Linked DNA regions of Homo sapiens: all the other regions are linked to region 2. The links are chromatin loops, found by intact Hi-C in ENCODE. Cell type or tissue: A673. All regions are shown on one strand. Links, peaks and the distances in the headings refer to the core of each region. The heading gives the core; the rest is flanking DNA.

Region 1 (6,042 bases), core at 404-5,403, 510 kb after region 2:
GTGTAAAGAAAAGTAAAAAAATAAAATAAAACTTTTCTAGCACAGCTATGGCACAAGAAAGAAGTCTGATAAAAATTAGCTAACATTAGCCGGGTGCGGTGGCTCACGCCTGTAATCCCAGCACTTTGGGAGGCCTAGGTGGGCGGATCACGAGGTCAGGAGATCAAGACCATCCTGGCTAACATGGTGAAACCCCGTCTCCACTAAAAATATAAAAAATTAGCCGGGCCTGGTGGCGGGCGCCTGCAGTCCCAGATACTCGGGAGGCCGAGGCAGGAGAATGGCGTGAACCCAGGAGATGGAGCTTGCATTGAGCCAAGATCACGCCACCACACTCCAGCCTGGGTGGCAGAGCGAGACTCTGTCTCAAAAGAAAAAAAAAAAATTAGCTAAAATCATTGGTGACCAAAATAGGTGCCCCAGAGCCCACCCACTAAAGTCCACAGATGCACGCAAACCTCCTTTTAAAGTTTAGGACTCATTATTTCAAAAGCAGTTCTAACAAGGTTATGACTTGTTTCTCTGACCTTCAGAAGATTAGAAGTGGCTAATCAAACAGAAAAGAAAGACTGAATGGACATATACACAAATAAGAAATGTGGGGAAATGAAAAACCAGTAGCAACGTGGATGTCAATAAAATTATAAAAAAGCCTGTATGCAATAGCAACAAACAGACAAACACAAATAACCAGTATCAGTCAGCAGATTTTCAGCATGAGGCCAACAGTACTTCATAGCTTAGGATCCTGCAAAGTAGATGAAAGGAAGCACACATAATAGACACCAGTTTACTAGTATTGGGTCACTATGTATTTTTCACATGTGTATTTCATTTATTCTTCACAAAGACCCTGCTGAAGCAACTCATTCTAGTTAACAAATGAGGAGATGAAGGCTCCAAGTAATTAAGAAACATATTCAACATGAATCATGAATATGAAGTTCAAGATGTTAAATTAATTTAAATATCTAATTTTGATTGCATCTTTGACTTTCAGAACTGCTTAGGAACCACTCCATTGAGGGGTTACATTATTATAAATCTGTAAATGGCATCCAAGAGTTTCCTAACGCTCTAATCTTATTAGAGGTAAGATACACCTAATTTAGAAAACAGTTAATATTGCCAAATTAAAAAGCATAAAGAAACCAGGAACTTTCATGAAGACCAGGATGTCAAACTGGTGCTGTGTCCTGCTCAAGGATAGAAAATCCTATATGATTTCACTCTCAGATGCTGAAGCCTTGATAGAACCCTGAGTGAAAGTTTAATATTCAATCAGCATGAGTTAGAAATAGCTGATTAATTTACATTCTATTTTGTTTGTTTGTTTAATAGTCCCCATATCCAGTCACTTAAACTAATGAAAAATAATCACAGTAGATTCTTCTCTTCTTGTTTTATTTTTAAAATTTCCTTCTTCTTTTCTTTAAATGGTCCTCAATTGCTCCTCCTTCTCCTTTTACATAAAGGGATCATGATGAAAATCTCTTTCCATGCCCCACCCACTAGAGTAGTCATAGGCAGATAATTTCCTGCCCCAGTGACTTTTCCATGCAAGCATACATCTGAGTGAGAAAGTCACAGGATAAGGAAATCCTCCACATATCTCATATGGATGATTTAAAAAAAAACTCTTAAATAGTCTCTCTGCACCCGTTCCTTTAAAAAACTAACCAAAAATAATTTGACTTAGTGATTTACTTGACATGAAATAGCTCCTTTTATATAATTTGATTGTTAATGGTCTAATTTTATTACACATTGAAATTCAAGCTAACTTTACTCTGGGTCTTTATTTTTATCTTGCATTTACTTTATTTCTGAATATTTTGCAAGGGTACTTGGACAAGTTTGTACTTCATGTGTGTGCCCTAAAAGCTCCTAGAAGGAGGCAGGAGTTGCCTGTCTTATTCATGCATTTGTCTTTACAGTTAAGCCCAAGGGATATGGAGGTTAGAGTGATTGCTGTGTATAAGGTTAAGACTTTGGACAACTTAGTTGACATTTACAAGCCTCAGTCTTTTTACTTATGGAAAGAAACTTAAAGATTAACTTTCCATAAGTAAAAATGTAAATTAATGTCTTTAATTAAGTTCTTTAATGCCAAATTGTCTGTGGCAGGAAAATTTGACATTAAAGAATTTAATAATAATACATACCTCCCAGGTTTACCATGAGGTTACATGGCATAAATTATTTGAAACAGATACTAAGTGCTCAATAAAATATTATTATCAATTTTATCATAATTTTATTATCTATCACAGTGCCTAAAATAATGAAGGACTCAAAAATATATTGATAATGATAAAGTCCAACCAGAGACTCAAATTCCACTCCTGAACCCTATTTTATTAACTGGTAACACTCACAGTCTCAGTTCTCCCAGAAAATGCCACATTTGCTTTTTAGTTCTGTGTGATCTAGTTGGCTCTCTATTAGAAAAATGATGACATAATTAAATTCATGTCATGCTTCCTCATTTTACTGTTCTGTCTTCTGCCCCTTTTCCTACTCTCTCAACTGCCGTATGTCCTCTTAGAATAAGGTGACTTACCAAAGGACCTCGCAGAAGTGGTCCTCCCATATGTCTAGTGTGAATAAAAAAAAAAAGTTCCTTTTATGATAAAAAAACATGCACTTAATTTTAAACTCTTCCATAAACTAGCACTGTAACTTTAGATAAGATGAATAGCCTATCTGTGCCTTATTTTATGTAACCGCAAAATGGGGTGACAATCCCTGCTTTCCTCACCACAAAAGCCTGTAAAGATGGAAGGCAATACACATTTTTCTGTGTGTGAACATACAGTTACCATCCACAATGACATCTTAGTGTTAGGCATGCTATTTTACTTCATAGTCCAGATTATACCATTGTCAGTATCCTGCTTTCAAAATGACCCAGTCTATGTGCATTTTTTTCCAGTCTCTGGCTTAATCATTTTAATCTACTCCATCAACTATCTTAAGGTGTTATTAGTGTTATTAGGTACTTACTTGGTATTAGATATTAATGCAACCCTGTGAAATATTTGGATTTTGACAGAAGGTTTCTAGATACAAAGTGTAATTACCATGAATTGATCCAGTGAAAATAATAGTTTTCCCTGAGCTCAAATTGGAAAATCTTGGGAAATATATCTGACACAAGTTGGACTTTTGGTTTCATAGTGTAGTTTTTATTTTCAGTCTCCTATAAAGGAGGATGACCTTTTGATTGGGTATAAGACCTATACCATTCTCCCTCTCATTAAACCTTACATCCCATTCCTATCAACCAGGAATAAAAGCAGCTTTGGATTTCATGGTTGTCTATTGCATGATAGATAGATTAAGAGGTACACTGAATCAGGAAACAGTGGGGGGATGGAGCTGACTTCAAGTCAGATTTAGATGCAAAAATTAAAAAGAAAATTAAATAGGTTAGCAGTTTAGTGCATGACATCTTACGAAAAATGTTGATTGAAATGTGTCTTAGGTCTAGCCTCCTCAGCCACTAGGGGTCAGAATTACACAGGACACTCACAGAACACGGACCACTGGTGGGCCAGAAAGGAGGGACCAGAAATTTGGAAATGGTTTTGAGTATTGTGTGCATAAAGTACACAGAAAAAGCATTTGCCATATGCCTGCCAGGTCTAATTATATGTTAAAGGGTAAGAAGATACAATTGGCACATGGACTTGCTCCAGCCTATTTTTCCAGTCTCATTTTTCTCTATTCCCTCGTAAGATACCACTTGGAACTAGATTCGAAAGAGGCTCCCCCCAACTCTAGGGGTCAGATTTCTGACAGCCACCATGGCAAGACAATTTGACATTAAAGAATTTAAAGTCTTCTGGGGAAAATAGGATTAAGAGAGACAATATGTATGGTTAACCTACGGAAAACCTTTGTAAATAAATCAATCTTCCCAACAGCAAAATAATAAAACAGCTTAGTAATACATAAAAATATATATAAAGTAAGAAAAGGTCAACAATTTTAAATATCTTTTACAAAGAATAGTGGGTGGAGTACTATACATTTCCAACTATTATATCTTGATGCATTAGAAGCTTTTTATGATTTCCCTACAATTTGAAAAAGGTCCATATAACTTTTTGTACTTATTGAAGATAAACACTTACTGATGAAGATATGAGGCATGTTTGTTTGCCTTATCCTCAGCAGCTTTTTGTTTTATGACTGGAGAGTAATTCACTCTTGTCCCTCAAGTTCTCAGTGAGTCCTAACTTCAGCCCTGCAAGGCTCCCTCTATTATTTCCTTTGATTTGGTTCAATTATTTCTCTTCTCACAAAAACTAGTCACAGAGAACTCGTCTAAGAACTAAATTTATTTTTCTCATCTTCCTTCAGCTTTGGCAAAGCTTTTGTAAAAGTTTTATTTTTGACGTTTGCTTTATCTTCCTTCCCTATTAACCACAACTAGTTTCCTTTTTCTCTAACTCTACTCAAATAAATCAATTTTTGTGCATACTGGAATGGAAAATTTTACAGTTACTAAAAAGTTATTCAGAAAGAAATTTACATATGCAGTTTCATGGAACTTGTGGACCTGTGGTTGGAACTGAATATTTATCTATGACTATATAAATGATACATACATATAATGTTTCTTATTTCCAATTGTTATATATGATCATTCTTGCTAATCCAAACTAGTTAATATGGACTGTAAACATTGATTACATTGATTGAAAGTATTTGCATTCACCTTGGACAAAAGTTAAGAATCACAGAACCAATCAACACAAAGAACCTACATTTTTACAGATATGCAAGCTGTGTGGTCAGTGAAATAAGCACAGACAGGTAGAGAGATGGGGGAGCAGGTAGATAGCTTGTGGTTAAAGACTGACTCTGCTAATTATTGCTGGGAACATGAAAGCCTTCTTCTATTCAGTTATTTAATGTATAATAAACCCTGACTTAAAGTATTAATACTTCTGTGGAGATTAAATAAGTTTCTGTTTAAGTGAACTTAAATGAAAAGAAACCTCTCAAGATTTAAAGGCTATTTAGGTGGGGAAGAGGAGTTTCCATAGTCTTCACTGGGAGGCAAGTTTGTGGAGACAGTTATAGAATAATTGTATGTTTGAACCATGGATTTTGGTTTTTAAAATGTATGTTTCCCAGAGTTTTAATAGACATTTGTAGAAAACTGAATGAAAAACCTGAACTATTTTCATGGATACATGGCCATTTATGAAGAATATTCATGGATCAGAGCCCCAAATATGAATTACTGGAGGCTTGGAGAGTATTTCCCAAACTGCTGTAGTAATAATAGTGCTTCATGCACTCTGTGGGGGAAAAGGGGTTTTATTCATTTGGATACATGAAGGAGGGAAAGAGGTCAAAATTAAATTAGATTGTTTTCTCACATTGACATAAGAGCCATCCCAAGTAGATTATGAATGTGTATATATTTAAAACTCTAAAGTTATGAGAATAAAAAATTAGAATTTTTTTATAATCTTGCAAAACAAAGGTTTTTCTAAAACACGAAATCAGAAGCCATAAAAAGTAAAAATAGGCTGGACACGGTGGTGCACGCCTGTAATCCCAGCACTTTGGGAGGCCGATGGGGGTGGATCACCTGAGGTCAGGAGTTTGCGACCAGCCTGACTAAAATGGTGAAACCGCATCTCTACTAAATACAAAAAACTTAGCCAGCCATGGTGGCACATGCCTGTAATTCCAGCTACTTGGGAGGCTGAGGCAGGAGAATTGCTTGAACTCGGGAGGTGGAGGTTACAGTGACCCGAGATCGCACCATTGCACTCCAGCCTGGGCAACAAGAGCGAAACTCCATCTGCAGGAAAAAAAAAAAAAAAAAAGTAAAAATATTACTACACTTAAAATTTAAACATTTGTATAGTAAAATACACATAAACAAAGTTAAAGGCAAATATATAAAATAGAAGAAAAAAAAACTTGAACATTCCTAAGACCAAGGACAAAAACCTTAGAGAAAAAAAAGCCCAGTGGGAAAAGGAGCACTGCATATAAAGGCTAATCACAGAATAA
Region 2 (6,042 bases), core at 691-5,690:
TTTGCAATCTACTCATCTGACAAAGGGCTAATATCCAGAATCTACAAATAAACAAATTTACAAGAAAAAAGCAAACAATCCCATCAACAAGTGGCTAAAGTATATGAACAGACACTTCTCAAAAGAAGACATTTATGCAGCCAACAGACACATGAAAAAATGCTCATCATCACTGGCCATCAGAGAAATGCAAATCAAAATCACAGTGAGATACCATCTCACACCAGTTAGAATGGCAATCATTAAAAAGTCAGGAAACAACAGGTGCTGGAGAGGATATGGAGAAAGAGAACACTTTTATACTGTTGGTGAGACTGTAAAGTAGTTCAACCATTGTGGACGACAGTGTGGCGATTCCTCAGGGATCTAGAACTAGAAATACCATTTGACCCAGCCATCCCATTACTGGGTATATACCCAAAGGATTATAAATCATGCTGCTATAAAGACATATGCACACACATGTTTATTGTGGCACTATTCACAATAGCAAAGACTTGGAACCAACCCAAATATCCAAAAATGATAGACTGGATTAAGAAAATGTGGCACATATACACCACGGAATAACATGCAGCCATAAAAAAGGATGAGTTCACGTCCTTTGTAGGGGAAGCTGGAAACCATCATTCTGAGCAAACTATCACAAGGACGTAAAACCAAACACCACATGTTCTCACTCATAGGTGGGAACTGAACAATGAGAACACTTGGACACAGGAAGGGGAACATCACACACTGGGGACTGTTGTGGGGTTGGGGGAGGGGAGAGGGACAGCATTAGGAGATATACCTAATGTAAATGATGAGTTAATGGGTGCAGCACACCAACATGGCACATGTATACATATGTAACAAACCTGCATGTTGTGCACATGTACCCTAGAACTTAAAGTATAATTAAAATGTATATATATATGTGTATATATATATATATATATATATATATATATATATAAAAGAAAACAACAACGACCCTCAAACCTAAAGTCACAATGGAAAAAGAACAAATGCACAATGAGATGCAGCCTGCTTGGGGAGAAGGCTAATGATCAGAGAGGACCACCAGCCAAGGCATTGTAACTAGCTTTGATTACTCAAGACCCAACAGGGACCCACAAGAATGATAAAGATAGACTATTTCACCAGGGAGGATGGTCAAATCAAATCACTTTATAAAGAATGGAATGCAACATTTTGTACCTCATGAATCTATTTTGAAAGCCTTAGAAATAAAATTTTCTACAGCAAAAAAAAAGAAGTAATTTGAAATATAAACAAAGATCTACTCTAGAAAACACACCAGCCACTGAAAGTATGATGAAAAAATTATACTAATTAAGAAACAGATGATGCAGATATGTTAAATACACTGTTCCAAAACATAATGAAACAGAATATTTCACAACATAACCTATCAGTTTGCAGTAGCATCAGCATCAAAACAAAATATTATCAGGGTACAAGCATTTCTATATGCACAATCACACACATTTATATGTACAAATATACAGAAAGAAGGCCAATCTCACCTATAAACATAACATAAATTCAAAATAAAATATTGTAAGTTTATTCTAAGCCAATAATAAAATAATTTTTTAAATATTAACCAATTTAAAAAGACAAACGTCATCATTTTAGTTTATGCTGAAAAAAGTCATTTAATAAAATTCAATAATCTTTCCATATAATGCTCTCTTAGCTTGATAGAGCTTTTCTACCAGAAACTTGTAGCATACTAACATGATAAATAGTGATAAAATAGTTAAAGCTATATTCATGCAAGAAGTTAAGTGTGTCTGCCTTCAAAGAGAATAAACTGACCATATATATACACACACACAGCTGATATATATATACATAACTGATATATATATACACATAGCTGATATATATACATAGGCGATATATAATATATATAACCAGTAAAATAGAAAAGTATAATAAATTCACAGTATAAATAATTATATTTTTAGCTATAACAACTATATATATAGCTGATATATATATATTTATATATACACACACACACACACACACACACACATATATCTCAATTTTTAGCTATATCAGCTCAGCTCTCTCTGATACAGATAAAAATTGAGTTCAACCAGAATTGGATGCTTATCAACAGGCACAATTCTCTAATTTTCTACATATCATTAATAATTGACTAGAAAATGATATAATAGCTATTTATTATCACAGCTATTTTTTTAAGATTTGTGGATAGAGAATGAACATGAGCTTTAATGAGATCACCGGAATTATGATGAGCAGGTTTAGAATTTGGAGCATCCTAAAGTTAAGGCATAGAATATGTCCTTGTGATATTCAGAGCCAGCTTTGGACAAAACTACACAATGCAAAGATTGACATATGCCTATTTTCTAACCATTCTTAAATATCATTCTAGCTCCTGATGATTGACATTTTAATGCTGCTCCAGATATCACAGTCCTTCCCTCACACACACAGTGAAATATTGCCTTTCCTGAACTGTATCCATGTGTCTTTACTCACTCCTTCCTCCAAACATAGATTTATCCACCCTATAATTCCATGGTCTTAGTGCTCCAATCTCTCTTTACCAAGGTATAGAAAAGTTCATTTAGAAACTTCATGGTAAATGTTTGTTTGTTGTTTGTTTGTTTTTGAGATGAAGTCTCGCTCTTGTCCCCCAGGCTGGAGTGCAATGGCACGATCTCGGCTCACTGCAACCTCCGCCTCCCAGGTTCAAGCAATTCTCCTGCCTCAGCCTCGCGAGTAGCTGGGATGACAGGCACCTGCCCCCACACCTGGCTAATTTTTTTTATGTTTAGTAGAGACGGAGTTTTACCATGTTGGCCAGGCTGGTCTGGAACTCCTGACCTTAGGTGATCCGCCCGCCTCAGCCTCCCAAAGTGCTGGGATTACAGGCGTGAGCCACCGCGCCTGGCCTAGTAAATGTTAATGACTTAAAACTTTAATATGTCACCACTCCAATGCTTATTTGCTTATTTTGGTGAAGCAGAAACTTTATTTCAAAGGACTGAGTCTTTAATGAAGGTAAAATGTTAGAAACAGAGAAAGAAGTATTTGAAGTGAAAACATTGATGGGAGAAAAATAAATGAACACTGGTTTTCTCCTACCCCATGGTTTCCACAGACTTGGATAAGTAAAAGTAAAATTAGCATATTAATGAGATAGATACATCTTTGAATGAACCCAGCAAAAACAAAATAAAATACAACAAAAAGTGATGTGAGGTTTAAAATTTATTCTTTTCCACCCAAGTTGGGGCTTGGTAGTGAGGATTGGTCTGCTAGTAGGGATGGCTCAAGAGAAAGCAAAAGACTAGCATCAATGAGTCAAGAATAAATCTGTGATAGTGCTTTCATTTAAATAATAGGAAACTCAGCCCCTACTTAGTGCAGAGCCTTGTACACACTAACGATGGATGCATACATTAAGTTCTTTGCCCAGTATGTTCCTTTCTTACTGGACAGCTTGTTGAAAATGCAAGACCACAGGCCCATACCCAACAGATTTTGGGGTAGGGCCAAAAGTTAGCATTTTTGATGTGCAGGTGAGGTGATCTAATGTCACACTGAAAAATAATAGAAATGTGATTACTTCTTTGAACAACAGATGGCAGTAGAGTCAAAAGAAAGATTTTCCTAGCCCCAGCAATTGTCAGGAAACAGAGGCGTGGTATCTTTGACCCTTCTCCTTTGCAAAGGAATGCTTTAGAAAATAAAGAGCTTCTTTAAAAGTTTGCCAGCTCAAAACATCATTCTTATCATATATGATTCTTTTACCCGATGACACCTTATATGTTTTCAGTAATTAAAAATTTTTTAAACTTTTAAAAAATATCTATTATTGCATTGTCCTGCTCCACGAAGACTATTTACTCTACCCACTCACCTACTCAAAATTTATATTTGAAATGATTATTTATAATCATTAAAATAATATTTGAGTATCTACACGGTTTGCTATTTTATCTACTCAACAAAGCTAATGCAATTTTAAGTTTGTGCAGTTTATTCCAGGGTAGACTCTGGGAAACCATACTCACATACTTCTGAGAGATACAAATAAATACAAAGATAATTAAGGGCAAGAGAATTTGGTAAATGATATCAGTCCATCCTTGGAAAATTCAATATTTTTTCAGCATGAGATGACATGAGGGTTGGGGCCTAAGTTTCCAAAAACAGTAAGTCCAACAGAGAGATGGGAGAGAGAGGTCATAGGAGGGAATATTCCCTGCAGGGGACCCCATTTTGCAAAAAATGGTGACTTAGGGGAATCTCAGGTAACTTAGTATGACTGGGGCAAAGATTTCAGGTGGGATATAAAATAAATTTAGTCAGAATAAGAGGAGACCAGACCATTAAAAGTCTCAATTCCCAAGCTAAGAAACTTGGAGTGTTCAAAGTACAATACCATGGAGTATAAAGTAGGCAAGTACAAAGCTCAGTCACATCCATTGTACCCTTTGGTCTTCATAAAACCAGATGAGGTGGTCAGGAAAGAATTCTGATAAAAATGTATTAGAGGAAGATACAAAGTATTGGAAGTATTAAGTAATATCCCCCAAGATCATACACCTCTGTTTGGAACAGACCTAGAAAGAGAAAGAGGCTTCTGAGTTATGCTCAATATTCTGCCCAAGACATTCAACAGCCTCATGCCCTACATGCACTTGGCCCGCAAGACATAACCACTTCCACAATTCACTGAGCACCCACTTTGAGTCTGTCAAAGATTAAATCTTTCACATGAAACCTACCCGGAGAGCTATTAAGCCCATCAAACAGACAAGGATGTTGTGACTCTGAAAGTCAGGAAGGTGGAACAAATTTTAGAGAATGAAGGGTTCGAGGAATGTAAATTTTATTGGTCTTAACTTTAGATATGTTTCCTATCCAGCTGTGTCAGGAGCAATGAAATAATGTGCTCTGCTCGCTCTTGATCTTTGGGCATTTGTGGTTGAGAAAGCATTGTGTTTAGAACTATAGAAAAATGACAGAAAATTAAACATTCCTGTAAATTTCAAGCTTTCCTATTTCTTGAATTGACCTTATCTTCAGACTGAAACATCCTCATTTTGTACTCCTAAACAGATCATATGAAGTTCATATTAATATTCATGCCTTACAGATGAGGAAATTGAGATCCAGTGAGGTTAAATCACTTGTACCTACACAGCTAATAAATGTCAGGCAGACAAAGCAAATTGTAGGACACAACGAGTAAGATGTTATTCAGCCTATTTATATGAATAGCATATAAAGATAATAAAGATAGATTATCTTTGTAATATTTCATTTTCTGATTATAAAATAAGGTATCTTCATTGAAATTTGAAAAGAAAATAAATTTTTGTCATCCAAACAACTAAATACTATAACTATATATAATATAAAAGGAAAATATTCTAAAGAAAGTAATGATAAGCACTTAACATTCTATCGCATCAAAGTTTCTCAAAAAACTGTCCTCATCAATAGAAGGCAATAGTAGCAAGTTCACAACATATTTAATGGATATATACTAAAATCATCACCCTACAGCTCTATCACCCTATGATCATCAGCCTACTAATAATTTTTGATTCATGGAAAATATAATAAGCATTTACAAAATTATAAGTCATGCTGTCTATGTTGAATTAAAACTTTAATATCTAAATAAAACAAGAATAAGCACTCATACATTCTAGATAGGGAATATTAAAAATAAAGACAGGACCTGTGAAGTAAACCAAACTTGTACCCGGAGGGAAATTCATTGCTTCCAATGTTCTTTTATTATTTATTACTATTATTATTATTATAAAAATAGAAAATCTAGGAAACATTCCTTTCAAATTAGTGACATTCTAGTTATCACATGACAGGAAAAGATAAGAGAATGACATTAGGAAGATGACAGAATTGCAATAAATATCTCAATCATATTTGAGTGATGTCTTAGAATTCTTTTGAGAGCAAGTGACAAAAACTCAAAGAAGCTTAACCAAGGAAAGTTTTTTTAAAAAAATTCAG
Region 3 (6,042 bases), core at 651-5,650, 710 kb after region 2:
TCTTCCCAGAAACTACACAAAACATACTCAGTTTCATTTTATTAGACAAAGTGCAGTCATATGGCAACACATTTGCAAGGCAAACTGGGAAATATGCCCAGTTAAACTTAGGGGAAAATGGATATTAGGAGGCAAAGGGCAAACAAATTTAAAATCTGGTTCTGCCATATTCCAGGCTATAATCCCTGCAGCACTGTTTCTCTGAGCATGAATGAGAGTAAAAGGCTGACATTCCTGATAGGATGTCTTTGATAACTTGGGCAATTCCTCCTCAGTCCAATGGTTTATAAACATACCCTGTTAAGCAGAGGGTTAATTTTAGAATATGAGAATCTTAGGACCTACAAGTCAGAGAATGTGTATGAAAGAGAATGATGAGAGGATAGAGAAATATCCAAGTCTGGAGAAAAAGAAGAAAAAGAATTAATAAATGACAAAGATAGAGATGGAGGATAGGAAGGGAGCGAGGGAGGAAAAAGTAGATTCAAAGAATTTAAAAGGATGAGTGAATATGGAAAAGGAAAAAAGCAAGATGAAAAAAAAATGCATGTACCACTTTGCCTGTGAAGTATTGCTGCCTTCAGCTCATTCTCTGTCACTATCCACATGGCTGGGAATATTATTCCGTTATAGGCAATGCATGAGTTTACATAGACATAAAATAATTTAAAATGAAAATGACCATGGAAGTTTTGTGATTCATTTGGAAGAGAAATTTCAAGCATTTCATTTCTTATGAAAAAGAACACTGCAGCTCCCCAGTCTTATGACAGATATCTTTGTGTGCTGGGTCTGACCTGGCAGTCAAGCAGGACAATCTAAAATATACAGTGAGAGGGAAGAAAATGAAAGAAAGAATAAAGGAAATGGAGCAATTACATTTTTATCTCATGTAAAATCTGCAATAATCGCTGTAATCTAAAAGCTTTTAGGTCTAAGTTTTGTTTGATGGCTGGATTTGCACTGACACTTGTAGAGAAACGAGAAGTAATACATCCTCCTTCCTGGTACTGGTTGGATGCAGAATAAAACTCCCAGGCAATTTTGGCACTTCTGGTGTTCAGGCCGTGAGTAAATTACTTGCAACATCTTAGACCATTAGAATGATTACAGCAGACTGTAATACACAGTAATAGAAGGCCTAGGGCTGTAAAATTCCTTGATAATGTTTAGTTATGTGCCACTCTGTAGTACCTAGAAATAATTAAGAGAGTTAGTGAGAAAGGACAACTAGTAGTTGGATAGCTATCTCCAATTCAATGAATCAGAGACAGGGTGGATTTCAACAACTGTAACTGTTCTTAAGACTTTCTATTATGAAACTACCAAGAAAAAGATCACAACCTTCTTTTCTTGGTATTTTCCTTAGAAGGGTCTAAATGAGATGTTTAAATACAATTCCTCTTCAGATCCTAACTAAACCAAGCATTCTGGATGTGGCAGAAATAAAGAAAAGAGCCCTTAAACTCTTTATTGAATGCTTTACATTCAATAAAGGGCTTAAGGCCCAGTGGTAAGCTTTGAGAATACACAGTCAGTGAGATGGACTGGGCATCCATGCAAAGTGCTTGAAGTCCTATACCTTGACTTATACCCATGTATTAATATATGGATGGAAAGAACATGAATATGTGGCTCTATGGTCAGGAAATCAAGGGAAATTTGTGGGGAACTGGAAGTCACTGTCATTGAAAATCTGAAGGGAATGGAAACCCGGATATCTCCTGAATCTAAAACCTACCAAGGCAAAAGTTTTGGGAGGTGCTTTTATCATTACTCCATCTACTCTCCTGGAAACTGGAATCTCTGTTCAGTCTAGATGGCAAGGGCTGGTCCAGATTTGAAAATGATATCTTGGACTTAGTTGAGGTTATCTGCAGTCATTTTCACTATGTTTCATTCAGCAAGTAATGCAAATGATATCGTCTCAATCCAGGATATTGCTGGGCCAGTGGATGGCTGCCAGTGCTATCCTTCCGCTTGTAGAGGAAAGCCCAATGTTTCAAGACCTCTTCAACCTGCAGTGAGGAAGGAATGCACCAGTTCAGAGCAAAAGGTGGGCTCATTTCCATCCATACAGTTTTAGGATAGGGCAAAGGGCAGAGAATAGGCACCTCAGCCTAGATCATCTATATCTGACATCCAGGTTCTGGATTCATAACTTCTTGTTAAGCCAGTTTACCTCACCTAGTATTTTTTCTTTTTTGAAAATCAGGAATCAAAGTTTCAGTGTGTCAGATTTGGTCCTGGCTTTCTACAATGTACTCCTAGGCTGAAGTCATAAGAAGGGATCATCTCTAATTTTTATCCAATTTCTAACAATTCCAAGTTCATAAGAAGGGATCATGTTTTATTCTCAACCAATTTCTAACAATTCCAAGTGATATATATACGGGCATTGTCTCTTCAAAATGATATTAGCATATTCATTTCTGTATTCTAAAATATTAAAATGTAAAAATAACACATATATAACAGGTGACATTATGAATGTTAATGCTAACCCTCCCACTGCCAAAAATCTACCTTTAAAACTAACATCATACAGGAACATTCTGTTTTATATATATTCCCTCAGCCGAATCTTGTGCAGACAGTGCTTCAGTTGCAAGCAGATCCTGAAACAATTGTGAATCTGGATGCATTTCATGCTTTACCCCTAAGTTTACTTGTATTTGTGCTGCCCCCTGTAGGCGAGTTTTCAAGCACTGACAGTTGGTTAAACTCACTAAAAACCTCACTGTTAAGGATCTCAAGCAACTTGTGGGGATTATCATTACAAATCTCAGGTTGAAAATTGATCAATAACATTACCACTTGGAACCATAGCACTTACAGTATGACCATGTGATTCTTCCACCTCAGCCTGACAATATCATATTCTCCAGAGAAATAAGAGGCTGCCAAAGATTTCACCTTCTGCAATTTTGTCATAGCAATCTTCTCCTGTCTCTGTTTCCTATTTTGTGTTTTGTGGTTTCTCTGAAATTCCCCCTTACTCCACATCTTTCGACTCCTGATTTCTTATCATTGTTGTGACAACAGCTTGCATTTGTATAATGTCTCTTTCTTCTGCAAAACAGAAAACACAGAAATTATGTGTAAATCTCCAAGAATTCTTGCAACATCATCCATCTGATATGGGGGCAATGAAGAAAAAAAAAAAACAGAAAAACTGAAATTATTTGCTCAAGATGGTGCCATAAGAAGCATTCGCTCCCAGAGCCCAAAAGATGTGTGGTGAATAGGAGGCAAACCCTTGCACAGGGGCTCAGGGGGCCAGGTTCCTATATTGCCCCATTAACTATTTAATCTCTCAGAGCTAATTTCCCTTAAGTAAAAAAAGACAAATTCTCATCTGCCCACCATATACCAATATGGATAAAGGTAATAACTATGTAGAAAAAAGGTTTGCAAACCTTTGAGTGATATAAATATGAGCTATTACTGTTTGTAAATATTGCACCCAAGAATTAAAGATGATTTAAGTTTTTCCATGTTGTATGTAAAATCTAAGAGCATCTGCAACAGTTGTCCTTCAGAGAAAGGCAAAAAAAAAAAAAAGCCGTCGTCTTTTTCACATGTATCCATTTCGTTAAATAATTAATTCAAATCATACATATTCCTTTATACACCAATCCAGTTACGCTTTCAAAAAACTTTGATCACTTCTATCAATTTGTCCTCGTGATATATTTCCTTTGGAAATTTACAAACACACAATGCACAATGTATTTTTCTCTCAGCAGTTTGTTCTGAAAGGCTACTCAAGATTTTAACCATTTTATCTCTTTTATTTATAAGTGTGTCCCGTTACCATATACAGTCACATGTTGCTTAATGATAGCATACATTCTGAGAAATGCATTTTTACAGAATTTTATTATTTCACAAACATCATGGAGGATATTTACAGAAACCTAGAGGGTGTGGTCTATTGCTCCTAAGCTACAAACCTATACAGCATGTTACTGTACTAAATATTGTAGGTAATTATAACACAATGATAAATATTTGTGTAACTAAACAGGAAAGGTAGGACAAAGATATGGTCAAAACAATGTTTAAATGGCACAACTGGATAGGACACTTACCATAAATGGAGCTTGCAGGACTGGACGTTGATCTGGATGAGTCAATGAGGGAGAGGTGAGTGAATGTGAAGCCCTGGATATTATTGGAGACTAATATAGACTTTATAAACACTGTACATCGAGGCTACACTAAATTTATTTTTAAAATAAAGTAATTATGCTATGATGTCACTAGGCAATAGAACTTTTTCAGCTCTATTACAATCTTATAGGGCCACTGTTGTCATCTATGAGGTCTATCATTTAACAAAACATTGTTTTGTGGTGCATGACCATATTATCAAAAAGCCAAGTTAATAAAAGACAAAAATACAAAGATCTGCACATGTTGAGTAGAATAAACAAGGGGACACATTGTATGGCATTTTCTTGACTGCTCTGGCTAGGAGGGGCTTGCAGAGATGCCAACCAATTTCTTCCTTTTACAGGAGTCTGTAGAAACGGAATTATTGGGAATGTGAAGATGGTACAAAAATCTTGGGATTTTTCTAATCGAAGCATGTGTAGCTCTATTCAGAAATGTTCTACTTTGTACTTTGATATTTTCTCCCTCCCTAATCACACCCACACAAATGAAGCCTATCATCATAGGCTTGATTGAACCTGCATCATATATTTTTGAGAAAATATTTTGGAAATGGTGACAATTTCATACAATCACCTAGATGTTTGTATCTATAGAAATCTGAAGCACTGTCTGAAGGAAAAACAAAGATAACCAGATGACTTCCTTGTTTATTATCATGTAATCAGCTATTTTATAATAATCATAATTTTTTCCTTAGTCTCCTTTCAATAATTTATTGAGGAAAAATGCCTATAACAAGCCCCAAATTGCTCCCAGCTCCCCAAATAATATCACAGCTTCTATCTCAAAAATTACATAAGAGAATGATTATCAAAAAATTAAAATTTGACATTAAATGGCCCTAAGGGCAATAGATACTACTTAAAGAGATTTTTAAAAATATATTAGTACATGGAAGTAAAGCTTTAAAATTACTTGATATACTCAAAAGGGATATTATAATAGTTAGTGCCCCAAATGAAAATGAAAGAATATGAATCTAGGTCTATGTCTTTATTTTAAAAAATAATAGTTTATAAGCTGATTGAAATAAGTATGGATGTATCTGTCCACAGTCCATGTGAAATCAAGTTCTAATAAAATGTTGCAGAAAACAATACTTGTTACAAGCTCAAGGGAAAGCAAACTCAGCAAACATGAAGAAAAGTTCTGGCATACTATTATGTTGGTGCAAAAGTAATTGCAGTTTTTAAAATTTGCCATTAAAATGGCAAAATCACAATTACTTTTGCACCAACCTATTAGGTAGGTTACACAGATGCTGTTACCATCAGCACTGTAATAGAATCCAAGCTGATCTGTTCTTTTGTTTCTTTTTTCTGGGAGTTGGATGGGGGTAGAATGGAAACAGTCAATGAACATGGCCATAACATTAGAGTGATGCCTTTTAATATGAATATAGCTATACTTCTGTTTATGTCCCACCCTGTTGGTGAATGAATCAAAGCCTGTCCCATTCTGGAGGCAGTGATACATTAAACTCTTACATTAATCAACTTTCTTTCAAAAGAAAATTATTTATTCAACATGTATTTACTTAACCATGTGCCAGGTATTCCACTGACTACTGGGTAAACAAGTCCATAGTATTGAAAAATAAATGCAGTTTCTGCAACCAAGGAGTTCACATCTTTACATCAAGCCAGATTCAAACCTCAGTAATTTACCATGATTGAAATGTGCATGCATGGTACTGGTACCAAAACAGAGATATAGACCAATGGAACAGAACAGAGCCCTCAGAAATAATGCCGCATATCTACAACCTCTGATCTTTGATAAACCTGACAAAAACAAGAAATGGGGTAAAGGATTCCCTATTTAATAAATGGTGCTGGGAAAACTGCCTAGCCATATGTA
Region 4 (6,042 bases), core at 554-5,553, 1.8 Mb after region 2:
TATTAGATTTGGAAAACAAACATATCTTTGACCAAACCTCTTATTTTATAGTTGAGCAAATTAAGGATCAGAGAAGGGACGACCTCTTGAACTTATTTTCTGTGGTCTTTTCACCACAGTCACCCCAAACTGCATAAACCACAAAGACACAGGACTGGGTTTGACACAGTTCCTTTGCTTCTAGATCCTGACCTCAGCCAGTTGAGGACTTTTACACTTAAGTCCATATTTTCTTTCTTTCTTCTGCTGATGTCTTGGGCATAGTTTTTGTTGATCCAATTATATGGACTATAAGCTCCTCATAGGAATAGACTGACTGGGAACAAAATTTGTATCTTAATTCAAGTAACATTTGGGAATAACACTTTTTTGTTGTACCAAACCTCCTTCAACTCCGGGGGTTGGGGGGCAGGGGAACAGGGTGGTGAGTGGCACCAGGTTTGAGAGGCCAAATAAGAGATCCACAGCCTGCAAATGAGACATGGGGTTTTGTGGGGGACATACAGGCAGGAGCGAGAGTCCAGTGGCAGCGGGCTGGACAGGAGAACCATTTTACATGCAGTCCAGTGGTAGCAGGCTGGACAGGAGAACTGCACCACCCAGGGACAATGGGCTGGGCTGAAAAACTACAACTGCTTGCAAAAAACATGCAGTTTATATAACATTTCCGCTTAGCACCCTCCCCCTAACAGCTTCTACCTGGCAACCTTCATTCAACCCAATATTCAGGGCCTCAATCTCCTGTACAATTGTGTTCTACAGGATAGGCCAGGGGCTCAGATGATACTCATAGACAAGGGATGGATTTATGGTTGGCCACTCCCAGATTCTCTAGCTCTGAACTCTGAATACACACATTCAGTGCATCTGCCATATAGGGTCATTCTCAGAGTATGCTTAAGTTATTGCTATCAGGTGTGTTTACCATACAAATACTTGTGCTAGATGTTGGGAATACATATAGGGAGGAACTTAATATAAGCTCTAGTTTCACAGAGCTTAGACTTTTACAGAAAGTTAGTACATGGCAGAATCTATTGAGCAGTATAATGGGGGTCAAGGACAATGGGATTTTATTCTGTTTGAAAATATAGGGGAAGACTTCATGCAAAATAGGCCTGTATGTTAGCATTAGTCTCCATGACTTGGTCTGCAATACATTTAGCCACCAGGTTATGTCTCTCTGACTCTTCTGTAGTACTTAACTTTCTCCACCCCACTTTTGTTACCTGGAGAATAAGGGATTTCCTATCCTGAATTATAGAAAAGAATTCTATGCCCTTATGAATCAAAGTGAGTTTAAGGCTATTGTTATTAGTCCCTGAAATAGCTGTATCTTAGGCTGAATCTCTCTATAAAGAACTTAGAAAACTTCTAGACACTTGGTAGGCACTTGCTAAATACTTCTAATTGACACCAATGTCTTCAGATGTCTCTTTTTTACTTCACGTAGCTCTTTTGAAAACAGCTGTAGATATCCCTTTTTTCTATGACCATGCCATTCATGGGCAGTATATGGGAGAGGAAGAGTTTACTTTAGAACTGCAAGTCAAGTTTAAAATTATCTAGTCCAACAATAGTAAGTAGTTTTAATCTCGAAGAAAAGCTCTATTTGGTTGATATTGGTTGTCTCCAATGCAGTGTTGAGAAGGATTCTAAGTGTTGTTCAGTGGGAAAGAATGTTGCCATCTAACAGCAATATGTGCTATGGGAACAGACTGCTTGGCTTCATTTGTGCTGCACATTTGCCTGCCCTGAGGTATTTCAACTGTTATATTTGACAGAAAAGCAAACTAAAAACCAGAGAAGAAAAATGACTTTCCCAAGATCACAGAATGGGTTAGCGAGAAAAGCAGGACCAAGACCTAGGTCTCCTGATTCAAATACAGTGCTTTTCCCATAATCCCATTCAGCTCCCAGAAGCACCAGGGAGATTCTATTCAGTGATGCGCAGAAAATGGAAGCAACTGGCCTACTGTATACTAAAACAGCTCAGCTCCAGGTGGGAAACTTAGTGACCCTATGGAATCTCCTTCAGCCTAAGGCATTTCAGAATTCCACCAAGCTCATAGAATCCCAAAGGCTGAGTTTAGATGGTCTTAGAGATTATCCAGAGTAACCCACTCAGCCCATAGAATCCCAGAGGCTGTTTAGATGGTCTTAGAGATTACCCAGAGCAACCACTCACCAGTACAAAGTCTTGTCTACAGGTTTTCTGATAGCCCTCAACATTTTCATGTAGGCAATATTTACATGTGTTAGGCTCTCCCCTCCCTTCCCTTCTCTACTTCTCCCTTGTCTCCTGGGGTTCCCCTCACAGGCCTCCAGGTGTTCATATCCTCATGATGCTCTGGATCCAATTAGACCTGCCACCCAGGCTTAATCTTGCCCCAAGTTGTTCCATGTGTCAGTTTCTAAACCACCATCCCAGTGGCATGTGCTAGGAGAGCAATCTGAAAAATAACCTTGCATGGCTGCCCTGGGCTCTGCTTGCCTGGGCTTCTTTATTTCCTCCACTTCTGAATGCATTGGTTCCCTCCTTTCTCTTCCCTGCACCCCCAAGAAGCCCCTGACAGTGATGTGAGGTGAGAAGGATGAGTGAGGTTAATCTGAAATTCATTTTCAGGATGGATTTGAAGAGAAAGACCAATATCAAGGATAAATCCCCAGAAAATGAACAAGTTTAGAGAGTCAAGGAAGGTCCCTGGGTTGGGCAGAGGGGAAAAGAGTTGCTTTTAGATGCAAGACATGCTAGCATAGGCACTACACAGGAAAATAGAGATTGGAGGTAAATGGCATATGTGTGAAAATGAGAGAGCTAGGACTAGAAGTCTTTGTGCTTTCTCTTAAACCACTAGGACCTAACCCACTGCATTAAAAGGAGGAGTGAGAACAAGTGAGGGGGCCACACAGACCCTCTCCTCTGGTTACTATGAACTGGGCTCACCTCCCGCAGTTGGTGATTTCACCTTCAAAGTGAATAGCAGCATGGCATTGTGGAAAGCACCCTCCCTGGACCAGTCTGGGAATCCATGAACAAATTCTCTTGCTGTAAAATGAAAAGGTCAGAACTTTGCTCCCTAAAGAGCTTCCTGGCTCTAAGATTTTCTTTGTTTCTCAGTAGGAATAAGCCCACCCACCTCATAAGGGAAATATTTCTCAATTTCTTAGGGCTGCAGGGGACACCCCTGAGTCACCCCCAACCTGCCTTAGCCTGAATCTGAGTAAAGGAAGGGATTTATGATCTAATGTTAGGCACTGCTGCCCTCTGCTGGATGGTATGTAGCCAACTACCCCCGCCCCCAACCAAAAGGTATTCAGTGCCTCTCCCCCCGACAACCCCCAGCTGTCCAGGGGCTGCCCTCGCATTGCCCCCACAGTGGTGACCTGTCTTGCATCTCATGTTGCAAGTGGAAAGCCACAAAAAAACTGAGGACCCAGGAGGGTATGTGTATGTGTGATTGTTGTGGGGAGATGGGAAGTGAGTGTAAATCCAAATAGCCAATTGCTGTCAATTATGTGAAAGTTCCTCTATGACTTCAGTGAGACCTTAACCAAGGTCCCACTCAGCTGCAAACCATACACAGCTTTCCAGCATGATGGCACCTTCAAGTAAAGATGAACAGGGAGCTTTTAAGCTTCTCCTGCCTTTTATCATCGATGAGCTAAAACGCAGAAACAAAATGGGATAGTTGGATGTCGGGAGAACATCAGGATATTGTAATTGTCCTCCTCAGAGATGAAAAGGGAAGCTGAAAAACATCTGCACACTGAAATCTGCTCCAATGCACTAAGTGGGCCAAGAAAACCTGCAACCGCGAAGTGGGGCTGATTTACTGCTCTAATCACCAGCATCCAATCCGAAGCCAGACATTATCTTAAAGTACACACCACTTCCAGGTGGCGTGCAGCAAATGTTTGATTAGCACTACCAAATTCCCTGCAGGTTGATAACGCTTTCGAGTGTGCAGGAATCACAGGACCCCACACTAAGGGAGTTGGGCTGCTGCAAGCTCCACAGCAAGGTGTTTCCCTCTGGGTCAAAATCTTCCTAAGAAACACATCTCAGCCCTTCTTCCCAGGGTCTGAGACACGGGATTCAAATCAGCAGAAAGTAGAACTGAGCAGAGGAGAGAGGAGATGGATTTAGTAAGTGAGGAGAAACCAGGTTGTTTCTAGAGAGGATTGAAAACACAATAGAGGGAGAGTAGGAGATTAGTAAGACCCGTATAATATTCAATATATGTCAGGTGCTGAATATTTTATATCTCATTAATTCTCCCATTATAGTACATGGTTGCCACCACTATCTTCCTATTCTGCAAATGAAAGAACTGAGGTGTAAGTGACTTGCTCAAGATGTCTCAGCTATAAAATTATTATTGTATTATTTAAATTGGACTGACATTGATTAGGACTGACTTGAAAACCTTCAAAGTACACGGTTTGAAAGAATAGGGGATCAGATGAGGCAATACAGATGTTAGGGTATTCCAGGGGTTATATAGAAAAGTAAGAGAAAGAACCTAAGTCAGTTGATAGCATCAGAAAAGATGGAAATAAAGTGGGCTTGAAGCAGCTGAAGCTTTCACTGAGCCCCCACCATGTCCCCAGGGTAGGGTTAAGGACTGTGGGTGTGGGTGAAGCAGAAAACACAATGACTGCCCACAGGAGCTTAGGGTCTATTTGAAGGTTGTTTGGGCCAGAAATAAGAGATGCTGTGGGGTTCAGAGACGAGGGCTATGTTTGACGAACAAGGATGATTCAAATCAGCAGAGAGAAGAGCATAAGCCAAGTTATGGAGGTGAAAGTGATGGTGGTGAGTTATTCTGGGGTAAGTGAGGAGTCCCAGATGAGAAGCTACATCTGTCTAGCTGGAGTTGGTTCAAAAATTGCACCTGGAATCTACTTCTGGCTGGCTTTAAAACCCAAACTGAAGGGTCAAATGTCTCATGGAAATTTCATTTCTAAAACCCATAGATAGGGAAGGCCAGGCCAGTACAAGAACTCAGTTTTTGTGGCTTTTTGGGAGCTGGAACTCTGATTTCTGCAGTATCTTCTAGAACTCAAAGACCGCAGGAGGGTCTTGCAAAACCAAAGCCAGCCATAAGCTTGTAGTCTGAAGGCACACGGCGCCCCCTAATGGACCCAAGCATTCCCTCTGTACCTGGATTCTCTCTGTTCTCCACTATGGCTACCTGGCTGGGTACCATCCCGAAAAGATTTGCTTCCTGCCCCATGGCTGTGGGCAGACCAGCATTAGCAGATTAACTGAGTCCTGCTAACACATAGCGCAGACTCCTCCTCCACTCAACAGCTGCTAAGTTCCCTGCTTTCAGAATTAGAAGAACATCATGGTTGAGAGCATAGACTTTGGGGCCAGGCCGGAATTTGAGCCTCTGCAGTAGTGCCAACTGGCTGTGGGACCTCAAACTGTTGATTAACCTCCAAAAGACTCAGTTTCCTCAACTGTAGAATTGAGATGCTGATAGTATCTACCTCCCAGGGCTGTTGTGAAGATGATGTTGATGATTTGTGTAAACCACTTAGCACATAACCAGGCACATGGTGAGCACAGGCAGTAAATGGCAGCTTGTTATTATTAGAATAATTGTGATTCAGTCTGAATTACTCACTATGACACTCTGTGAATATTAACTTTATCTCCCTCTAGACCTTGGCTTAAACTGTTTCTGGAGTATTCTTTTCTGAGTTACTCTTTTTCTCTAAACTGGGCTCAGCCCAGTTGCTACTACTTCCATTGGGCCCTCACAGATATTCTACTCATTGTGGAAATCTCTCTCCATAAGAATTTTGCTGTATCTCCCTTACAACTTCTGTATGTTACAACCATGTATGGCCATCTCTTTTTTCTGTCTTAAAAGGGTATGCTACTTATATCAGTCAAAATAGGCAAGGTTCTGCTACAGCGTCAAGCAACCCCGTATTTCAAAGTATTAAACCCATAGCTTGCCACAACTCCTCAGCCAGAATTAATTCTATGCCCTGCCCCCCAAACAAGGAGGCAGAAAATGTAACCCT
Region 5 (6,042 bases), core at 535-5,534, 460 kb after region 2:
ATATAAGTGCAATGAAAGTATATATAAGTATATAAATAAAATGACAGTAATGACACAAGAAATGGGATGGAAGAATTAGAAATATTTTATTTTCATAAGGTACTTGAACTACCTGTGAAGCAGTGTAGTGTTATTTGAAAGTAGACTTAGACTATTTTTAAATTAAATGTATATTAAAAACTCTAGGGTAACCACTAAAAACATTTTTAAAATTATAATCAAAATGCTAAAAAAGGAGAGAAAGTAGAATTATATAAAATGCTCAATGAAAACTACAAAAAGCAGAAAAAGAGTGGAAGACAAAAATAAGAAGGACAAGGGCAATGACCAGAAAACAGTAACAAATATGGTAGACATTAATCCTATTATTTGAATAATCAATTTAAATATCAATGGTCTTAGTACACCAATGAGCAGGCAGGGATTATCATAGTGGGTCAAAATACAATCCAACTATAAGCTGCTTAGAATAAATCCACTTTAAATAAACAAACAAATACATTAAAGGTTAAGGGACAGGAATAGAAATAGCATGCTGACATTAATAAAAAAGCTGAAATGATTATATTAATTGTAGACAGAACAAACTTCAAGAAAAATTATTGGGGCAAAACTGGAATACTACAAAATTATAAAGGGATTAATTCTCCAAAGAAACACAAGGACTCTTGATGTGTATTTTCCTTACAACAGAGTCTCAAAATACATGAGCAAAATAACTGATAGAAATGCAAGGAGAAACAGATGAATCTCTTAATACAGTCAGAGACTTGAACACTCCTCTACCACTAATAGATATAGCCAGGAGGCAGCAAATTAGTAAGTACCTACTAGAACTTAACAGCACCATCAATGAACTGGATAAAATTGAGACCTATAAATGACTTTATCCAACAACAGCAAAATTAACATTCTCCTCACACTCACAATAGCTTTTCAATTAAACTATGTCAATAATTACTTTAAATGTCAATGGTTTCAATATGCCAATTAAAAGACAGGTTTTGGAATTCTCACCAAGATGAACCATATTTGGGGCCATAAAACACACTTCAACAAGTTTTTTTTAATGTAAATTATACAATATCTGCTCTCAAGCCACAATGAAATTAAACTAAAGATTAATAACAGAAAGATGGTTAAAAAACTGTAATATACTTAGAGATTAAACATAAATTTTCTAAATAACACATGGGTAAAAGAAGAAATCTGAAAATAAATTTTGAAAAATTATAAACTAAAGGAAAATGAAAACACAACTTATCAACATTCATGGGATATAGTGAGAGCAATACTTAGGATAAATTTATACACTGAATGCATGCATATATTTAAAAAGAGAAATATAAAAATAAATCAGCTAAGTTTCCATCGTAGGTAACTAGAAAAAACAAAAAAGAGCAAATTAAATCCAAAGTAAGCAGAAGAAAATAATAAAATCTAGAGCAGTAATCGATGAAAGAGAAGATAGCAAAAGAAAAGAGAAAATCAATAAAACCAAAAGCTGATTCTTTGAAACAATCAATACAATTTATAAGATTCTAGCCAGGCTAACTAAAAAAAATAGAAGACAGAGATTACTAATACTAGAAATAAAAGGACATTACTATAGATCCCATGGACACTAAAAAATAATAAAGAAATACTATAAAGAACTTACACACACAAATTTGATAACTTAGATAAATGAACAAATTTTGTGAACTGATCTAAAATTCACACAAGAAGAAATAATATGAATAGGCCTGTATCTCCTAGAGAAATATTCAATAATTAATAACGTTCCAAAAGAGATAGCAAAAGGCTCAAATGAGTTCACTGGTAAATTCTACCAAATATTTAAAGCAAAAATGATACCAATTCTCGACAATTTCCTTTAGAATACAGAAGCAAAAGAAATACATTCTACTAATTCTATATGGCCAGCATTAACCTAATACCAAAACCAGAAAAAGACATTACAAGAAAAGAAAATGACATAGCAATGTCTCTCATAAACATAGATGCCAAAATATTCAACAAAATATTAGCAAAGCAAGTCCAGCAATGTATAACCATTATATGCCACAATAATGTAATTTAACCTAGGTATGGAATGCTGGTTCAACATTAAAAAATCAATTAATCTATCACATCAAGAAGCTAAAGAAAAAAATTACAAGATTATATTAATAGAGTAGAAGCATTTGACAAAATCCAACTCTCATTTGTGATAAAAACTCTAAGCAAACTAAAATAGAGGGAAACTCTCTTAATTTGGAAATGGCATTTATAATAAAACCTACAGCTTACATAATAATTAATGGTGAGAAATTAGAAGTTAAGTTCAGAAATTAAGATTCAAAACAGGACAAGGATGTTCCCTCTCATCTCTCCTTTCCAACATGCTACCGGTAGTCCTATTCAATGAAGTAAGACAAGAAAATGAAATAAAAAGTATACAGGTTGGGAAGTAGTAATTAAAACTGTCTTTAGGCCAGGCACGGTGGCTCGCACCTGTAAGCCCAGCTACTTGGGAGACTGAGACGGAAGAATCACTTGAACCCGGGAGGTGGAGGTTGCAGTGAGCTGAGATTGTACCACTGCATTCAAGCCTGGGCAACAGAGTGAGAATTTGTCTCAACAAAAAAAAAAAAAAAAAAAAAAAAAGAAAAGAAAAAAACAACTGTCTTTGTTTGCAGATTACATAACCAATCACCTATGTAGAAAATCCTAATGAATCAACAACATCAAAGAAATTCTCAATAAATGATTTTAGAAATATTGCAAGATATGATGTCAATACAGAAAAGTCAGTAGCTTCCCTGTACACAGCAGTGAACAACTGGAATCTGAAATTAGAATCACAACACTATTTAAATTGGAACCCCAAAAATGAAATACTTAATTATAAGTGTAACAAAATATGTACAAGATATATGAGAAAAACATGTGATGAAATAAATTTAGAAAGAACTAAATAAGTGAAGAACATTCCATGTTCATGAGTAGTAGGAAGACTCAACGTGATCAAGATTTCAATTATTTTGAACTTGATCTATGGGTTCATATCAATTTGAATAAAATCCCAATAAGTAGTTCTGTGGATAATCAGCAAATTGATTCTAAAGTTTATGTGGAAAGGCAGATACCCAGAGTAGTCAAAACAATATTGAAAGGGAAGAACAAAGCTGGGGGACTGACACTACCCAACTTCCAAACTTAGAATAAAGCTACAGTAATTAAGCCAGTCTAGTATTGGTAAAAGAATAGATAAATATATCAATCAAACAGAATAAAGAGCCCTAAAATGGACCCATACAAATATAATCAACTGATCTGTAACAAAAGAGCAAAGGCAGCACAATAAAGAAAAGACAGTCTCTTAAATGAGTGGTCCTGGAACAATTAGACATTAATATGCAAAAAAATGAATCTAGACACAGAGCTTATGAACTTCACAAAGTTTAACTCAAAATATATCCTACACCTAAATGACAAATGCAAATCTACAAAACTCCTAGAAGGAGAACTCTTTCAACTTCTAGGAGAAACATAGGAGAAAATCAAGAAATTATTGGGCTTTGTGATTGCTTTTTTGATGCAACACCAAAGGCTTGATCCATTAAAGAAAGAATTGATAAACTGAAATTCACTAAAATTTACAATTTCTGCTTTATAAAAGACCTTGTTAAGTCAATGAAAAGAAAAACTACAGAATGGAAGGAGATATTTGTAAAATATATATTTAGCAAAGAACTCTTATCCAGTTATTCAAATAACTCTTACGAGTCAACAATAATAAAAGAACACAATTAAAATATATAAAAAAGACATTACAGATGCATCACAAAAGAAGATAGATAATAAACATATAAAAAGATGTTCAACATTATACATCATTAAGGAAATGCAAATTAAGTCAAATTAAGTCAAATGCAAACTAAGATACATACCTATTTGAATGGCCAAAATACAAAACAAAATACCAAATGCTGATGCAGATGTAGAATAACAGGAAACTATTTATTGCTGGTGGAATTGCAAAATGGTGCAGCTACTTTGAAAAATAGTGGGATAATTTCTTATAAAACTAAACTTACTTTCAGCATTTGATCCAACGACCAAACTTCTTGGTATTTACCCAAATGTGTTGAATACTTATATCCAGACAAGACCCTATACATGGATGTGTAGGGCTGCTTTATTCATAATTGAAAGCAACTAAGATATCTTTTTGTAGTCGAATGAATAAATAAACTTTGGTACATCCAGGCAATGGAATATTATTTAGTGCTAAAAATAATAAGAATATTATTTAGTGCTATTAAACCATCAAAAAAAAAAAGAAAAGAAATTTCAATGCATATTACTAAATAAAAGGAGCCAATCCGGAAAGGTTACATGGTCTGTGACTCCAACTATATGACATTCTGAAAAAAGCACAATGGAAACGGTAAAAAGATGAGTGGTTGCCTGCGGATAGGGAATTCGGGAAGGAATGAACAGGTGGAGCACAGAGGATTTAGGGGGCAGTGAGGCTATTCTGTATGATACTATAATGGTGGATACATGTCAGCTTACATTTATCAAAGGACAGATATTGTACAGCACTGATAGTGAAGCCTAATATAAACTATAGACTTTGGGTTATAACGATGTGTTCATCAATTATAATAAATGTTCTACTCTGGTGTGGGAAGTAGGTAGGGGAAGTTGAGGAATGGGTAAACAGACACTTCCTGTACTTTCTGCCTAATTTTGCTGTTAAAAAAAAAATAAGCTCTAAATGCTAAGCTCTAAAAATGCTCTAAAATCATGTCTATTTAAAAAATGAATTTAGAAAGAAGGAACTGACACTTGGCAATATCTTGGAGACAGATGTTATTCTAGCCAGCCCTATCACTTAACAATTCATTCTCCCTATGTCTACCACTAAACCTCGTTTAATTTATCATCTCCTCTCAAGGCATCTGATTATCAGTTGAAACCCCCTCATCTAAATATTCTTGTCAGAAAGCCTGTGACCCACCGCACAGCTTACTTAGCCCCTTCTGCCCACCATAATCATTACATCCTGTTGTAAATGCCTTTTTCTCCTTTAGAGCACAATTTTCCCGAGGATAAGAGTCATGTTTCCTTTTCTTTATCCTGTTGCTGAGAGGTAGTGTTTAAGTTTAAACAAAAAATCATAAAACTTCAAAAGCCAAACTACTTAGATTTGAATGTCTGCTTAAGCACTGACTACCTGCATGATGCTAGGCAAGTCATTTTATTCTCTCTACTTGTCTTCTCATCTGTAAGATGGGGATAATAATGCAACCTACTTCAGAGATGTGTTGAGATAAGTAGGAGTGATAATAAATGTAAAGTACTTAAAAGAGTATCGGATACATAATACACCATATAGAGGTCTTAGCTTTTATTATTGCCAATGTTGCACTTGGCCACAGTGTTACTTCCCCAGGGAGATTGAAAATGTCATTTTTCTTTCTTGCAAAAGGAAGGGTCTTGTCCCCTGCTAAAAAGATTATATGCATGTGATGAGGTGCATTTGTGGAGAGAAGGACTTTCCCTGCAGCCTTGAAACCACATTATTGAGAGAATTTTTTCTATCTTCATTTCTAACTCTTTGACTTTGCCCTGACCTGAAGATTTGAAAAGAGATTAAATTTGTCACAGCCCAGTATTCTCTTCTTCCCAACCCAAAGTCTAAATTGTTTATAATGGTCTGCTCTTGTAAAAAAGAAATCACTTCATATGTTCAGATTTCATCAAGCGGTTAGATGTGGTTGCTTCCAGCTGTGATGGACAGAAGCAAGAAAATTGTAGATGAAGAGAGGGGTCTGAAAAGTCATAGACAAACAGAGTCCTTGTATAAGAGATCATGTGCTTGCTGTGTTCAAACCCCAGGGCAGTAATTCAGATCACAGGTGGCTATGGGCAGGAGAAATATGACCCTGAAAACAGAACATACAAGCAAGAGTCACGACTGTGTGTCAGAGCCTCAGATTCTAGTCTAGATGATGCTATGCATTAGTCAGGTATTCTTGAGCAAAGTCT

Evidence for each region. A loop is a pair of places that touch in the nucleus more often than their neighbours do. Peaks named below come from ENCODE experiments on the same cell type or tissue, not always from the same donor. Only the 100,000 strongest peaks of a DNase experiment are listed, where the experiment ranks them.
Region 1: it touches region 2 in a loop (2.6-fold over the local background); 7 of 110 quality-filtered maps call a loop at or near these places.
Region 3: a loop joins it to region 2, with 6 times the contacts of the local background. A loop is called at or near these places in 18 of 110 quality-filtered maps.
Region 4: it touches region 2 in a loop (18-fold over the local background); 39 of 110 quality-filtered maps call a loop at or near these places.
Region 5: a loop joins it to region 2, with 2.8 times the contacts of the local background. A loop is called at or near these places in 5 of 110 quality-filtered maps.

Annotation. Positions count from the first base shown.
Region 1 is chr18:44,127,038-44,133,079 of GRCh38, forward strand. No RefSeq gene overlaps it. Among named protein-coding and RNA genes, the nearest start is that of LINC01478, 400 kb to the right of the region's middle. In A673, for the core only: a CTCF peak has its summit at 3,506 (motif pointing right); a DNase peak (open chromatin) is centred at 3,524.
Region 2 is chr18:43,617,498-43,623,539 of GRCh38, forward strand. No RefSeq gene overlaps it. Among named protein-coding and RNA genes, the nearest start is that of SYT4, 340 kb to the left of the region's middle. In A673, for the core only: a CTCF peak has its summit at 3,627 (motif pointing right); DNase peaks (open chromatin) are centred at 3,664 and 4,744; H3K27ac peaks cover 354 bases.
Region 3 is chr18:44,323,411-44,329,452 of GRCh38, forward strand. LINC01478 (long intergenic non-protein coding RNA 1478) reads right to left here. Exons shown (of 5, transcript NR_110792.1): 3 at 2,837-3,072; 4 at 1,742-2,018; 5 at 25-1,194. Among named protein-coding and RNA genes, the nearest start is that of LINC01478, 210 kb to the right of the region's middle. In A673, for the core only: a CTCF peak has its summit at 2,705 (motif pointing left); a DNase peak (open chromatin) is centred at 2,681.
Region 4 is chr18:45,381,330-45,387,371 of GRCh38, forward strand. The region is part of intron 8 of SLC14A2-AS1 (SLC14A2 antisense RNA 1); the gene reads right to left. It also overlaps a transcript of SLC14A2 not described here. Among named protein-coding and RNA genes, the nearest start is that of SLC14A2-AS1, 120 kb to the right of the region's middle. RefSeq lists a silencer at 3,176-3,225. In A673, for the core only: CTCF peaks have their summits at 3,271 (motif pointing left), 3,473 and 5,151 (motif pointing left); DNase peaks (open chromatin) are centred at 3,262 and 5,142.
Region 5 is chr18:44,082,511-44,088,552 of GRCh38, forward strand. No RefSeq gene overlaps it. Among named protein-coding and RNA genes, the nearest start is that of LINC01478, 450 kb to the right of the region's middle. In A673, for the core only: no CTCF peak of the experiment used is centred there; no DNase peak of the experiment used is centred there.